Linked DNA regions of Homo sapiens: region 2 is linked to region 1. A link is a loop called in an ENCODE intact Hi-C map of the cell type or tissue named here. Cell type or tissue: IMR-90. All regions are shown on one strand.

Evidence for each region. A loop is a pair of places that touch in the nucleus more often than their neighbours do. Peaks named below come from ENCODE experiments on the same cell type or tissue, not always from the same donor. Only the 100,000 strongest peaks of a DNase experiment are listed, where the experiment ranks them.
Region 2: a loop joins it to region 1, with 2.2 times the contacts of the local background. A loop is called at or near these places in 1 of 110 quality-filtered maps.

What each region holds. Positions count from the first base shown.
Region 1 is chr3:154,776,808-154,784,807 of GRCh38, forward strand. No RefSeq gene overlaps it. Among named protein-coding and RNA genes, the nearest start is that of MME, 300 kb to the right of the region's middle. In IMR-90, no CTCF peak of the experiment used is centred here; a DNase peak (open chromatin) is centred at 3,014; H3K27ac peaks cover 260 bases.
Region 2 is chr3:154,882,825-154,890,824 of GRCh38, forward strand. It overlaps LOC105374170 (a long non-coding RNA gene), which reads right to left and starts at 4,590. Exons shown (of 3, transcript XR_924602.1): 1 at 4,505-4,590. RefSeq lists an enhancer at 5,119-6,318. In IMR-90, no CTCF peak of the experiment used is centred here; DNase peaks (open chromatin) are centred at 2,397 and 3,817; H3K27ac peaks cover 2,648 bases.

The DNA of each region.
Region 1 (8,000 bases):
AGAAAGAGGCTGATAGCATGGCCGAATAATAAACAGAATCCAAGACTTTGAAGTCTACCAGGTACAGTCCCCTCACCTACCCCTCTCTAGGAGAGACGGGAAAGAGAAGAAAATTAAGTGGATTAGAGTGACACATTTGCTTCAGAACCTCTTTCAGTTCCTTAATGCTCCCTCCCTGCAGATTCTTCTCCTGCCTGCTTCTAGCATTTCAAAAGCTCTGCTGTTGACGTCAATCATAATCTTCTGACTCCAGCCAAAGCCACACAATCCTCATAACATAGGTAGTAAACTAAGGAAAACCATTTAGAAATGCTTCTATTGCATTTCTGGATGGCAGGTCCTCTACTCTGTCTTCCTGACGTCTTCACATTTTATTCCCAGTACCTAGGCACAGAAGACATGTTATTTATTAGAGTAACTCCTGGACTCTATTCACTGAGCTCTTAAGCTGTACTTTTGGACCAACTAAAGGAACTGATATCTGACGTCCAGAATTTGGGGGGAATGTTAGCAAGTATATAAATCCTCAAATGCTTCCTTGAAGTATGTTATCACATAAAGATGCTAATAAGTTTTCTAAAAATTGTTAAAATGGGGCTATGGTGGCAGAATTTTCTCTGGTTTCTGGGAGCCACTGCTGCATCGCTCATTTGACTTACACTTGCAGAGCGCTTGTATGTGACAGACACTGTGGGTACAAGAGTGACCCTCAAGGAGATTACAGCTTAGTGAAGATGCAGACAAGTGGACAAACTCCTTCAGCATATCAACCTCATCATTTTATAGGTAATGCCAGAAGGACAAATTGATGTAGATTATTAAACACAGAAATGGGAAAGCACATTTTTTTCTTCTTGATTTCTTATGGGTTGTTGGCCACAAAACTAGCATGTGAGTACTACTGATGTAAATTTACTGAGGCTTTACGTGGGATGTCAGAAGAGGTGTGAAGGATTTCAATAATACCTATAGTTGGTATTTCTATTTGTATTTACTTAGAATTACAAATAATCATATAAGCAAGGAAAGTTTGAACAGAAACCTTTATTATGAGGAAAGGAAGAAAAATGTACAAAAAGACCAAAGGCATATTGCAAAGATTAAGCATGTTGAGGATTAAGTAAATTTATGTAACTCCTACTTTTGTGTTTTCCTCCCTGTCATAGGCAATCTCTAAAATGTCCCCCAATATCCCTGTCTCATGGTCCTCACAACCTTGTGAGTGGTACTCATATCTCTTTTTGAATGCGGGCTGGGCTTGAGTCTTTCTCTGCTTTCTTGTTTTGAGGGGAGCCAGCTGCTACACTGTCAGCTGCCCTATGGAGACACCTCTGTGATAAGGAACTGAGAGAGTCCCTAGCCAATATCCAGCAAGACACTAAGGCCCTCAGTCCAACAACCCATAAGAAATCAAATCTTAGCAACAACCACGAGTGAGATGGGAAGCTGATCCTCCCTTAGCTGAGCCCTGAGCTGACTGCAATCCCAAATGACATGAATGAAACCTTGATTGCATCCTCATTGGAGGCCCTGAGCCAGAAGATCCAGCTAAGCTGTACTCAGATTGCTGCTCCATGAAAACTGTCTGATAATAAATATTTATGGTCTCAAATCACTATGTTTTGGGGCCAATTTGTTGTGGAACAATATATGTAAGGCTCCCTCTCTTCAAAAATGAGGAAACATTTAATTGGATCTTGAAAGAAATAAAAAGCTGTTTCTCAAGTCTATGAGCATGTGGAGATGATTTATCTTGTCATAATCTTCCTTGCTTCTTTGGTTTTCCTTCTACCTACTTTACTACCAACTCTCCTAATTCCTTCTTTCCACCGACCATGGGAGATACGTATGGAGTAGTGAGTAGTGCAAAGCATGCATGGGAGGTTTGGAAGCTTTGAGATATACACAAATTCTTCAGGGCAAGACCCAGGAGTGGACAAGATCTGGGGTGGAGGCATGGGCTAAGCCCACAAAAGCCTCTTTCTGTCTACTTCCTCCAGAGCAATTCCATTTTTATTATTTCACAAACTGAGATTCTGCATAAAATTTAATTTGAAAAAAGCATCTCAATTAAAAAGAAAGTTTGAAATGCTTAAAAAGCACTTGTCTAGCACGTGTGCTTTCCAGACAAAGGACTAGGAGACAAAAAGCACGATTGCACAGTTCTCTGAGATTCAGTTTCCTCACCTCTCTCCTGGAGATTAAATGACCCATCTATACCTGTCACAGGGTTGTGGGGAGGTTTCTCTGTGAAGAATGAGAATCCCCTCTGTCCTTGTGGCCTGGACACTCTAGCCCAGATACTCCTCAGGGCTTCTTCTCCTATTCTGTACTCAAACTCCAGGTCTCCCTGAGGTTCTACAAATATCAGTCCACCCTCCATCACTCTTTGTGTTCTTTAACTCTGCTGGTGTTTCTTCATCTCACTTATTACAGCCTGATATATTTTGTATTTGTTTGAGATTTTTAAATCGTGTTTCTTTCCTACCGTGCACTAGAATACAGGCTTCAAGAGGGCAAGTACTTTGTATATTTGGTTATATGCTATGTGCATTCTATATCATCAAGATTTAGAACACTGCCTGACACCTAACATACTCAATAAAAATTTCTTGAATGAAAAGAATGAATGAATGAATGAAATGAGACAATGATTTGTGCCCTTAGTGTGATATTCTAAAATAGGCTATTCTTCTTATCTAACTCTTCCTGGGTAACTGTATCTTTGGATACAAGTACAATAGTAACAGATTTACTCCACACCACTGGAATAAGTTAATGCCCTTTCCCAATTTCAAATTTATTCAGGGATTCCAAAGCAACTAATCAGGATGTACATTCTCTTTTAAATTTGATAAAAAAAAAAAAAAAACCAGCTACATAGGTTTAAGGAACAGCTGCCACTCTTCCCCCTCACTCCCATATTCCAGCACACTCACATTATTACTTTGACGTATCCCTGAATAATTTGTGGTGAGGTTCACATGCCAACCCCGTGTTACAACTCCCCCACCCTGTTGGTGTCTGGAGAGCTTCCAGACTCATGGCTGAGGAAAATAGAACTGAGAGGCAAAGAAGAAACAAAGTCACCCAGTTATGTTTCCAAGATAGCATAACATGAAGCTTTGTTTTATTATACAGTTTGAATTCCAGAATTGGATTTGAAAAGTGGTTTGTGAATAATTTTATATGAAATAAAACTAAAGAATGACAAATGGTGTTTGTTAATTGCTCTTCCTGTTATTAAAACAAAAGATTCAGAAAGATCATTTTAGATAAAAATTGCCAAACTTTTGAAAATGAGTTGAAATAATTTAAGATCAAATAATGCATTTTCTAAGTGTTTCTGCTGTATGAGTAGTAAAAATTACTAACCCAAAGTTTTAAAGTAGAATTTTGTAAGAAACGTTTTTAGAGTCAAAAACTATAGTGTGTATTTTTCTCTCTGATGATTTCTTCCTTCTTAGAGAATGGGAAATCTGATAGTTGCCTTTTCGTCTCTTTCTACATACCTTGTTTTCAAGGTGAAGCTCATTAGCACATAGCACAAGCTGAATTCTGATTTTCTAGCTGCAGAGGATGATCTGAATGATGATGAGGATTAGCTCATTCTTGAGTAGGTGTGATCAGTGGATCCCTGAGAACTGCCTCCTCAGCCAACCATTGTTAAATTCATCCTTCCCCTCATAGCAGGACTGAGGCTCAGCTAGCAGCACCAGTTTAGGAATGCTCATTGTTTACAGTCAGGGTCCATTCTAATTGGGCTGGTATATGTTCACATTGATGTTGCTCATGTCTTCCTGGTTGTTAAATATTTACATGGCCCTGAATTTTCTTTGGGGTACAAGTGGTTTAGGAGACACTTAAGACTGATGATGTAACCTTACCTGCAAGGACTGGTTTAGTGATAGGGAAGTGGCCTGAGCCAGTCCAAAACCAGAAGGGATCCCAGAGTTTGGTTGGGAATTCCAGGACACAAATGTCCCTTCTTGTTCTGGATGTTGTGATGTATGGTTGTGAAGTCTGCAATCATTTTGTCACCATAAGGAAAACTAGTCTGAAGGGGAGGCTGACACACAGAGAATGACAGAACTGAGAGTATAATAAAAAATAAGTAGTCCAGTACAAATAGCACCTAAAGCCCACTCTACTTCTAAACTTTTTGAGCTACATAAGCTAATATATTCCTTTTTGTAACTTGGGGCTTTCTGTAACTTGAAACAGAGATAATCCAACTGATAACGGAGGGATGTATCACTAAAGAGGATGATGGTACTATGACGGTACTGTTTTCACAAATCGTATCTTTTAATGTCCAAGGACTTAATAGTAGTGAAGAATTATTTGCAATAATTAGCTGAGTACTTATTATTTCCCAGTCACTTTACACTGTTATTAAATTTAATACCCAAAATAGTCCTGTGAGAATAAAAACATTATCCCATTTACTGGATTGGCCAAATAAAGCTCAGAGAAAATGCATTTCCAACACCAGGTGATCAAAGCAGAACTGACACCCAGCACTGCCTGACTCCACAATTTTACAATGGCCTCAGCCTCCCATGCCACCACATCTTTCATTACACTATTCTACTGTAGTTAACTGGATTGGGAAGGATCTTGCCCACCACGCAGATGAGTTTTAGTGGCTTTTATTTTGGGAGGAGGAAGAGAGGACATGTCACAGCATAGACTCTTTTGAGAATGTATTGAAATCTATGACACTCTTCTCATGAAAAAAACATAGTTAATGCTCATAAGACAACCTGTTTAGTATAATGCCAGAGGATTCACAGAGGTCCGTGAAGGCCATCCATGCCTCTCTTTATTGTTCCCACCCCCAGTTTCAGAAATCTAGCTATATTCTTTGTAGACCCGTAGATGATTTTAAGTTAAATAATGACATAATCTGATTTGCACTCTGCAAACATAATTCTGGTGGCTACCAGAGGATAGGCTAGAAGGTTGAGTGCCTGCAGGAAGGAATGTGCATTGGCATTCTACAGCATAATTGTATCCAGGTGGCGGTGAGAACATGAGAGTGGACTATATCTAAGCAAGAGAGCCAAGGACAGGTGGAATGTGTGGGATGCAAAGAGTGAAGCAAAAGAAGGAGTCCTGGATGACTCCAAAATCCTTAAATCTGATAACTTGGCAGAGGCATGGAATTAACAGGGAGAAGAAACAAAAATTGGTGTTCACAGAAGAAGGAATGAATTGAAACTATCAACATTGTAATAGAGGATGTGACTTAGAATTAAGTGTTACATGACAACTATGCCTGACTGATATGAATAAACAGGGAGCAGAGAAGCACAGAGATGTTTCTGATATAAGAAACATTATCTAAGCAGATGAAAAATTACCAAAAATATGGGCCAAGGAAAAGTTGAAAAGTGTGTTTGCTTTTTCCCAAGAGAATATTTCAATTTTTGTGCAATCTGCATTCCCCAGGTCATATTGGTCTGGGAGTAAAAATAGGAACAGAAGAGCAGAAACAAACAATAATTTGCTCGTTTGACTTTTTCTGCTATGCACCACACACTACACATGTGTGCGGGAGCAAATGTCTTGACTGTTTCTGCCCTGGTTATTGAGCTCATTCCTGAGTGCTGAGGTGCTCTGTTCAAGATGCACAAGGTCTTATGTTCTGCTCAGACTCCCATGTTCTGTTTTTTTTTTTTTTGCATAATGTCAGCTCTTCTCAGGGACCCCAAATGGTAAAGGACCCACCTTTGTATCTCCCGAATCAATGCCTAGTTGATGAATTTTAGCACAGAAAAGCAGACAACTTCTTTAAAGTTACTTTTTATTATATGGCTGGCAGTCCTTTTCACTAACTGGCTTCATCCTTTCTTCCCCACCTCCCACCCACTCCACTCCAGAAAAAAACTAGACAGCTACTCCCTAGAATACAAAATTGCCACACCCTCTCTAACTCTGATCCAGAAATTGCTTTTCTTTCAGATGCCCTCTTGTATCTCCTGCAAGTTGGCTGGTGAAACACCATACCAATGGGTGTCTAGAAATCACCATTAGGGGTAAACCCCGGGGAGTTTATATCATGCTACATCTTGAGATAACACAATGATACAAATACGATATTGGAAGATGTCATTCGATGTTGTTACATAGTTGTTTGCACAGAATTAGATTTCTGAAAATGTTAATGTGCAACTTTTCTCTCCCAGCATTAACGACACAACAACAACAACAACTGCAACCACAGCAAAGTTGCATTGACTTAATGTCTGGATGTTTGTTTTATATAAATGTTTTAATCATCTCAAGGATCAGAATTATACACTGAAAATAGAAACCCAAATCATCTTGGCTCTTGATTTATTCTGCTACATGAAACCATAGTGAGAGTGGATGACTTTGTCAACTTTTTAAAGCCAGACTTCTCGCACATATTGTTAACAATGTCCCTGGCTTCTGTGGTTTCACGTGCCGTATTGGATGTCAGTGGAGAACATGTTCTATGGGGAGTTTCCTTTCTGGACAACATCACCACATCACTAATTTGCTTTCAGTAAGGAAGAAAAATTAAAATATAAAGCTGAAAAAAAAGTAAGTTCAAGAAAAGAAAGCAAAATGTCTCATTATATAATTAGAAGCTAATTCAAAATTTACATTTGAAAGTATTGCAGTTATATGCCAGTTTAATCTCTGCCATAAGCTTCCTCAAGACTACAGATACCAAACATTTTAGATTTCACAACGGATTCTGAGTATCCTGTACCAAAAACAAGGAAGGAGTGTCAGAAAACATTTCACAGCAAATCTGAAGCAGCTTGACAAAACAAGCAGAAAAAATTAGGAAGTAACAACATTGCATAGTCAGCCAAGTATACTGGGAATCAGTCAGCAACAGAGATACACTTTCTGGAACAAATGCTTAAAATCAACTGTGAGTGTGAAAGTCGGGGATTCAAACACACGTGACAACTAATGGTACAACTACAAATCCTTAAATGGTACACTCTCCTGTGGGACTTTTGCTACTTCTCAGACATTACCAATCCACTGGGCACACATACATCCACCACTAAGGGGAAGGACATCTCCCAATAAGCAATATTGCAGCAGCTATTGGTACAGATTCATTGACAAATTCGTGATCTCATCTTTCCTTGTAGCAAAGGCTGAGTTTGCCTATTCAGGGACATTTATAACTATTTCAAACAGTTAAAATAAAAATCTTATTTTTTTTTTAGATGGAATTTTGATCTTGTTGGCCAGGCTGGAGTGACAGTGGTGTGATTTCAGCTCACTGCAACCTCCGCCTCCCAGGTTCAAGCGATTCTCCTGCATCAGCCTCTAGAGTAGCTGGGATTACAGGTGGCCACCACCATGCCTGGCTAATTTTTTTGTGTTTTTAGTAGAGATGGGGTTTCACCATGTTGGTAAGGCTTGGTCTCTAACTCCCGACCTCAGGTGATCCACCCGCCTCAGCCTCCCAAAGTGCTGGGATTACAGGTGTGAGCCACCACGCCCAGCCAAAATAAAAATCTTAAAGCCATTTTCAAAGTGAGTCTGAGAAATAGAAGCCTAATTATCTGAGATCCAGGAAAGTAGTGTTCTATGCTGACTCTTTTTTCTTCTTCAAATATGTCTTGGTTCTCTGCATTTCTATTTGTTTTAAAATCAGTTTGTCAATTTACACACAAACACACACACACACACCCTATTGGAATTTTTATTGGGATTGCATCAAATCTCTAAATCACTATGGGGAGAAATTTTATCTCTTTACAATACTGAATCTTCCAATTCATTAACACTGATTAGATCTCATTTATTTAGCTCTCCTTCCCTCATTTATTTAGATCTGTGGTAGTTTATTTCAGTGATGATTATATTTTTCTGTATATAGATCTTACACATCATTTGTGAAATTCATTTCTAAGCATTAATGTTTTTATGCTCTTATAAAAGTACTGTTTTTAGATTTTAACTATGTGTTTGTTGCTGGTATCAGAAAAACAGTCAATTTC
Region 2 (8,000 bases), 110 kb after region 1:
TTAGAAAGAAATGTTAGCAATTCTCTACAATTTCTTTCACAGTAGAGAAGCAGAGGGAATATTTCCTAACTCATTTTATGAGGCCAATATTACTCTAATACCCAAACTGGACAAAGACATTAGAAGAAATAAAAACTACAGATCAATACATTTTATGAAAATAGCTGTAAAAATCCTCAGTAAATCATATCAAACAATGTATATAAAATCATACACCATGACCAAGTGGTATTTATCCTTGATATACAAGTTTGGTTCAACATTTGAAAATCAATTTTTGTATTCCATCACATCAACAAGCTAATAAATAAAAACCACATTATCATATCAATAGATGCAAAAAACGCATTTGACAAACTCTAACATTCATTCATAATAAAAAGGCTTAGTAAACTAGAAATGGAGGGGAACTTCATCAACTTGAGAGAGAATATATACAAAAACCCTACAGCTAACCTATAGTTAGCATGATACTTAATGGTGAGAAACATAAAACTTTCCCAGTAATTTCAAGAACAAGGCAAGGATGTCTCTTCTCATCACATTTTATCAACATTGTACTGGAAGTTTAGCTAATACAACAAGACAGAAAAAGGAAAGGAAATAATATGTATACAGGTTAAGAAGGAAGAAGTGTAACTCTTTATGTAAAGATGATATGATTCTCTCAAAGAATTGATTTAAAACAAACAAAAAATACTCCTGGAACTACTAAGCAATTTTAGCAAGGCTCCAGGATACAAAGTTAATATAAAAAAGTCAATAGTGGCCAGGTACAGTGGCTCACGCCTGTAATCCCAGCATTTTGGGAGTCCAAGCTGAGCAGATTGCTTGAGCCCAGGAGTTTGAGACCAGTCTGGTCAACATGGAGAAAACCTGTCTTTACTAAAAAAATGGAAAAAATTGCCAGGCGTGGTGATGCATGCTTGTAGTTCCAGCTACTCGAGAGGCTGAGGTGGGAGGATCACCTGAGTCCAAGATGCAGAGGTTGCAGTGGGCTGAGATTGCACCACACCACTGCACTCCAGCCTGGACCATAGAGCAAGACCCTGTCTCAAAAAAAAATGAATAAATAAGTCAATAGATTTTCCATATACCAGCAATGAACAAGGGGAATTTGAAATTAAAAACACAATAACATTTACATTAGCACACCCCAGAAAGTACTTAAGTATAAATCTTACAATATATGTACAAGATTTATATGAGTGAACCCACAAAATTCTAATGAAAGCTATCAAAGAAGAACTAAATAAATGGAGAGATATTCCATATTCATGGATAGAAAGTATCAACATTATCAAGATGTCAGTTCTTCCCAACTTGGTCTATAGATTTAAAATAATTACAATGAAAATCCAAGTTACTTTGTAGATATTGACAAATTGATTCTAAAGTTTATGGGGGAAGGAAAAAAATCTAGAATAGTCCAGATGACATTGAAGAAAAAGAACAAAGTTAGAGACTGACACCACATGACTTTAAAACTTACTACAAAGCTACAGTAATCAACACAGTGTGATATTGGTGAAAGAATATACAAATAGATCAATAGAACAGAATAGAGATCCCAGAAACAGACCCACATAAATACAGTCAACTGATCTTTGTCAAAAGAGCAATGTAATAGATAAAAGATACTCTTCAACAAATGATGCTGGAATAACTGCACACCTAGCTGCGAAAAAAAAAAAAAAAAAGAATCTAAACAGAAATCTTACACCCTTCAGAAAAATCAACTCAATATGAACCATATACCTAAATGTTAACCACAAAACTAGAAAACTCCTAGAAGATAACATAAGAGATAACCTAGATGACCTTGGGCGTAACAGTGACTTTTTAGATAAAACATCAAAAGCACCATCCATGATAGAAATAATTGATAAGCTGGACTTCATTAAAATTAAAAACTCCTCTGTGAAAGACAATTTCAAGAGAATGGGAAGAGAAGCCACAGACTGGGAGAAAATATTTGCGAAAGACACATATGAAAAGGGCTGTTATCTAAAATATACAAAAACTCTTGAAACTCAAGAATAAGAAAACACACAATCTTTAAAACTGGGCCAAAGACTCAGACACCTCACCAAGAAAAAACATGAATGCAAATGCAAATAAGCATGTGAAAAGATGCTTTGCTTCATATGTCATCAGAGAAATGCAAATTAAACAATAATGAGATAGCATTACACACATATTAGACTGTCCAAAGTCTGGAACACCAGTAACACAAAATGTTGTCCAGGATGCCAAGCAACAGGAACTTTCATTCATTGCTGGTGGGGATGCAAAATGGTACAGCTACTGTTGAAGAGAGTTTGGCAGTTTCTACAAAACTGAATATACTCTTACCACACAACTTAGCAAATGCATTTCTTGGCATTTATGCAAAAGAGTTGGAAAGTTATGTCCACACACACATACACACAAAAATGCACATGAATGTTTATAACAGCTTTAGTCATAGTTGCCAAAACTTGGAAACAATCAAGATATCCTCAGTGAATGAACAAATTAATAAACTGTGGTACACTCAGACATTAGAATATTATTCAGTGCTAAAAAGAAATGAGCTACAAAGATATGGAGGAATGTATATTATATATATATTATATTAAGTGTATATTATTAAGTGAAAGATACCAATCTGAAAAATCTATATGCTGTATGATTCCAACACGATCTTCTGGAAAGGCAAGACTAAAAGATCACTGGTTGCCAGGGATTGCAGGAAGGAAGAAATGAATACATGGAGCACAGATGATTTTAAGGGCAGTGAAAATACTCCATATGGTGCTATAATTATGCATATGTATCTTCATATTTACATTTGTCTAAACCCACAGAATGTACGACACCAAGAACAAACTGTAATGTACACTACAGACTTTGGGTGATTATGATGTGTCAACGTAGGTTCATCAATTGCAACAAATGTACCACTCTGGTAAATAATGTTGATAATAAGGCAAGCTATGCATATGTAGGGGCATGGAGAATGGGAAATCTATGTACTTCCCCTTAATTTTGCTATGAACCTAAAAATACTCTAAAAAAATAAGTAAACAAAAATAGTAGGTTCTCAGTAACCATTAATATTACCCCAAGCCTAGCTCAGCACTATGTATCATTATGAAGATGGCTTTGTTTTGATCTTCCTAAATGTGTAGAACTTTACATTATTTTCAAAGGCAATTTAATACAGACGTTGGTGCCAGGGCATTTAAACAAATATTTTTTAAAAATTTATATGAGGCTAAGTTAGAGATTCTATCACATTCATAATATGTTATGAGCTATCACAAATATTTTAAAATGTCAATCTAAAGAAATTCTATTTCTTTTCCAAACATTTCCAGAGCTCACTTGGAAAAAATATTTTTTTCTAGATATGAAGCTCCTGATATTAGGTAAAGAAACCTAATCAGTTGCTTAAGCAATAAAAGAGAAAGTGAGAAACAGGACCTGAAGGGTATTCTAAGGATAAAGGAGCAAGGGTTTTTCATTTTTTCTCAAAAGAGAAAGACAAGGAATTACAAAATATCTAGGAACAATTTAGGAACAAATTAGGAGACCCATTTAGGAATTTTTAAAAATCACTCATATTTGAATTTACAAGAAAAACGTTCCCATGAGTCATAAAAAATGAGTGTAATTCTGTGAGGAATCTTGATTTGTCTATGGATTTAAATGAATTCTTGATGTGTCACATAATCAAATGTGGTTTGTACTACGTGATGTAAACAGCCCTAGAATTCCCCTTCCTGCTGAGAACTTAATGACTAAATCCTCAGAGCTGAGAAGACACAGGCTACACAAATCTTGAAAGCATCAGATTCACCAGCCCATGTTCAGGAAGCCATTTCTCATAGCTGGAAGCCAACCAGCCATCCTGGGCTCTGGAAAATGTGATGACGTTTACAGTGTGATTTGAGCAACTTGTGCAGAACTGTGAGACTCAGGATACAATGTCTACATGCTCAAGACTTACCATCCCCAAACACCATTTAGTTCACTTTTTACATTAATTATCTCACTAAGAGAGAAAATGGAAATGTGAAAAAACGGCATGAAGAAACAAGCGAAAAACCAACCATAGCAGTGAACAGAAAGCCCCAGAATCAGACTTGACCTGTCTTCATCTTTTTACCTGGGCCAACCTGACTGAAAGCTGAAGTTTCTGAAGGAAAAACAAAGATGACTATGTCTGAATATCATAAATACTTAGACAAGCATTAAATATGGCAGCATGAACAAGATTGTATCTAGCTCCTGTTTTGTAGGTGGAAAAATTGAGACAAAAATGTTAAGTAATGTGGCTTTCATAGTACCTACAAAAATGAGGACTCTAAGGTGAGGGAATTCACTTCTCTGAATTATGAGGACAAATAAGTTTATACTTGGAAAAAATACAAAATACAGCCCAGATAAAAAGCAAATAGCCTTTAGATAACTACGGAACCAAAAGTGTTAATACTTGTTTTCGAATTCTGTGACTTACCGATTGCTAGTCTATCTACCTTGTTTGGTAGGACATATCAGCGATGCACTTGTGGGCATTTATCTCCACATTCCTCCTGAATGAAGGCCAGAGGTAAAAGAGGAATCAGGAAGCAGGAGAAAATGTAAAGGTTTCCATTTTAAATTCCAGAACTTAGATATAAAAGGTTTTTGTGTAGTGTTGCCATGTACAACGTATATTTGTTGTGTTTTAGCTGTCTGTATCTATTCCTCTTTGATTTGGAAACACTTTCTCAATCCCTTGAGTGAATTTTCACTCCACTGCTATGTTTGCTGGCTTCATGGGATTATTAGTCCAGGTGCCGCTATTCAAGTGCTGGGCCTATGACTCCAGTTAGGCTAATTGTATTCTCCCTTGAAGGACTTGGAATCTTGAGTCAAGATGCAAAGATCTAAAACCCCGACAGGTGTTTAATTTTAAGACGGAAGACATTGAGGCCAGGTGTGGCGGCTCATGACTGTAATCCCAGCACTTTGGGAGGCCAAGGTGGGTGGATCACCTGAGGTCAGAACTTTGAGACCAGCCTGGCCAAAATGGCAAAACCCCGACTCCACTGAAACTACAAAAACTAGCCAGGCGTGGTGGTGCACACCTATAATCCCAGCTGCTCTGCAGACTGAGACAAGAGAATTGCTTGAACCCGTGAGGTGCAGGTTGCAGTGAGCCAAGATGGTGCAACTGCACTCCAGCCTGGGTGACAAGGCTTGCAAGACTCTGTCTCAAAAAAAAGAAAAAAGAAACTGCCCACCACATCCTGCCACATGAACTCCTAGTGCCTCTCTCTCCCTGGGTCTACACTTTCCCCTTTTGTTCTGAAACTTAGCCAGTACCATTTCAATTAATGTATTAATATTTTTCATTTGAATCTCAGTCTTTGGGTTGCTCACAGCTATAGTAGGGAAGATGTTGGCTCTCAAGATCTTAGCACACCGTCTGACACTTAGAAGGCCTTCAGTAAATACTTTTTGAATTGTGTTAGGAATTGGTGGGTTCTTGGTCTCACTAACCTCAAGAATGAAGCCACTGATTCTCGCAGTGAGTACAGTTCTTAAAGGCAGCATGTCCAGAGTTTGTTCCTTCTGATGTTCAGATGTGTTCGGAGTTTCTTCCTTCTGCTGGGTTCGTGGTCTCGCTAGCTTCAGGCGTGAAGCTGCAGACTTTCGCAGTGACTGTTACAGCTCTTAAGGCAGCACATCTGGAATTGTCCATTCCTCCCAGTGGGTTCGTGGTTTCGCTGCCCTCAAGAGAAAATGCAGACCTTCGCGGTGAGTGTTAAGCTCATAAAGGCAATGTGGACCCAAAGAGTGACAAGCAGCAAAATTTATTGCAAAGAGCAAAAGAACGCTGCAAAAGGAGACCCCAGCAGGTTGCCACTGCTGGCTCAGCAGCCTGCTTTTATTGCCTTATCTGGCCCCACCCACATCCTGCTGATTGGTCCATTTTACAGAGAGCTGATTGGTCCGTTTTGACAGGCTGCTGATTGGTGCATTTACAATCCCTGAGCTAGACACAAAAGTTCTCCAAGTCCCCACTAGATTAGCTAGCTACAGATTGCCAATTGTTGCATCCACAAACCTTGAGCTAGATACAGAGTGCTGATTGGTGCATTTACAAACCTTGAGCTAGATACAGAGTACTGATTGGTGTATTCACAATCCCTCAGCTAGACCTAAAGGTTCTCCACGTCCCCACCAGATCAGCTAGACATAGAGTGCTAATTGGTGCATTTACAAACCTTGAGCTAGACACAGCGTGCTGATTGGTGTATTCACAATCCCTTAGAGAGACATGAAGATTCTCCAAGTCCCCACTAGACTCAGGAGCCCAGCTGGCTTCACCTAGTGGATCCTGCACCAGGGCCACAGGCAGAGCTGCCCGCCAGTCCTGCCGTGCGCCTGCACTCCTCGGCCCTTGGGTGGTTGATGGGACCTGGCGCTGCGGAGCAGGGGGCGCAGCTCGTCCGGAGGCTCAGGCCGTGCAGGAGCCCATGGCGGCCGGGGAATGGGGGAGTCTCAGGCCCAAGCCCTGCCCCACAGGGAGGCAGCTGAGGCCCTGCCAGAACTTGAGTGCAGCACTGGCGGCGGGCCGGCACTGCTGGGGGACCCGGTGCACCCTCCACAGCTGCTGGCCCAGTTACTAAGTCCCTCACTGCCCGAGGCCGGCGGCGCCAGCCGGCCGCTCGGAGTGCGGGGCCCGCCGAACCCACGCCCTCCCGGAACTCGCGCTGGCCCACAAGCGCCGCGCGCAGCCTGGGTTCCCGCCCACGCCTCTCCCTCCACGCCTCCTCTCAAGCTGAGGGAGCCGGCTCTGGCCTCCGCCAGCCCAGAAAGGGGCTTCCACAGTGCAGCGGCGGGCTCAAGAGCTCCTCAAGCGCGGCCAGAGTGGGCGCCTAGGCCGAGTAGGCGCCGAGAGCGAGGGAGGGCTGCGAGCGCTGCCAGCATGCTGTCACCTCTCAGAATGACTTACGATCAAGGTAAATGTTGGCTACCATTGAAGCATATAGATTATGATCTTACATCGTCTTGGGGTAGGTGTAGAGAAAGCTTATCAGAGGAGTGTGGTTGAAAAAGTCGTATTTTTAACCTCCCACAGTGCCTTATAGAGAATAGGTACTTAATAAATGTTTGAATCAAAAACACAAAATCCTATAAAAATATGTTTCAGTAAATCTAAAATTGATACAGTTTTACTAAATTTTGTTACAACTGCTATGTTCAGAATGTTTGTGTCTCCCCAAAATTCATACATTGGAGCCTAATCCCCAATGTGGTAGAAATTAAGAGATGCGGATTTGTGGAGTTGATTAGGTTATGAGAGCTCAATCCTAGTGAATGGGATTAGTTCCTTTGTAAAAAAGAGGCCTGAGGGAACTTGTTTGCCTCTCAGGTCACATGAGGACATGGCAAACATGGCAACAAGGCACCATCTTTAAAGTAGAGAGCAAGCCTCACCAGACACTGAATCTGGAGGTGCCTTGATCTTGGACCTTCCAGCCGGTAAGAACTGTGAGCAATAAATTTGTCCTACTCATAAATTACCTCGTCTAAGATATTTTGTTCTAGCAGCCCTAACAAAGACAATAACCTTCTAAGATTTGTTTTATTATGCTGAATGAGACAACACAGATGGAGAAAAAAATTAAATCCTGCCAAAGTTGGGAGTTTTCATATCTTTTTCACTTTTGCCATCAAGTAATATTACCCTCCCCTCAAAGCAACAGAGCTGAGTTCTTTCTCATCTAGGTCTAAGGAGTAACAAACATCCTTGCTTTCTTTGAGTGCCAGAGTCAGTAACAGAAAAAGCTGGCGCAAATTCTCAGGAGGAAATGCTAATTTGACTCCTCTCCACAAAATGTTGACACTTGACAACTCTATGTTTTTAAAATCTGATACCAAGGGTATTATCAGGGTATAGGAGGTCTTTTTGAGTTAAAAACAGGCTTAGAGTTCTTTGATGAGAGCCAAAAGGCAGTCTG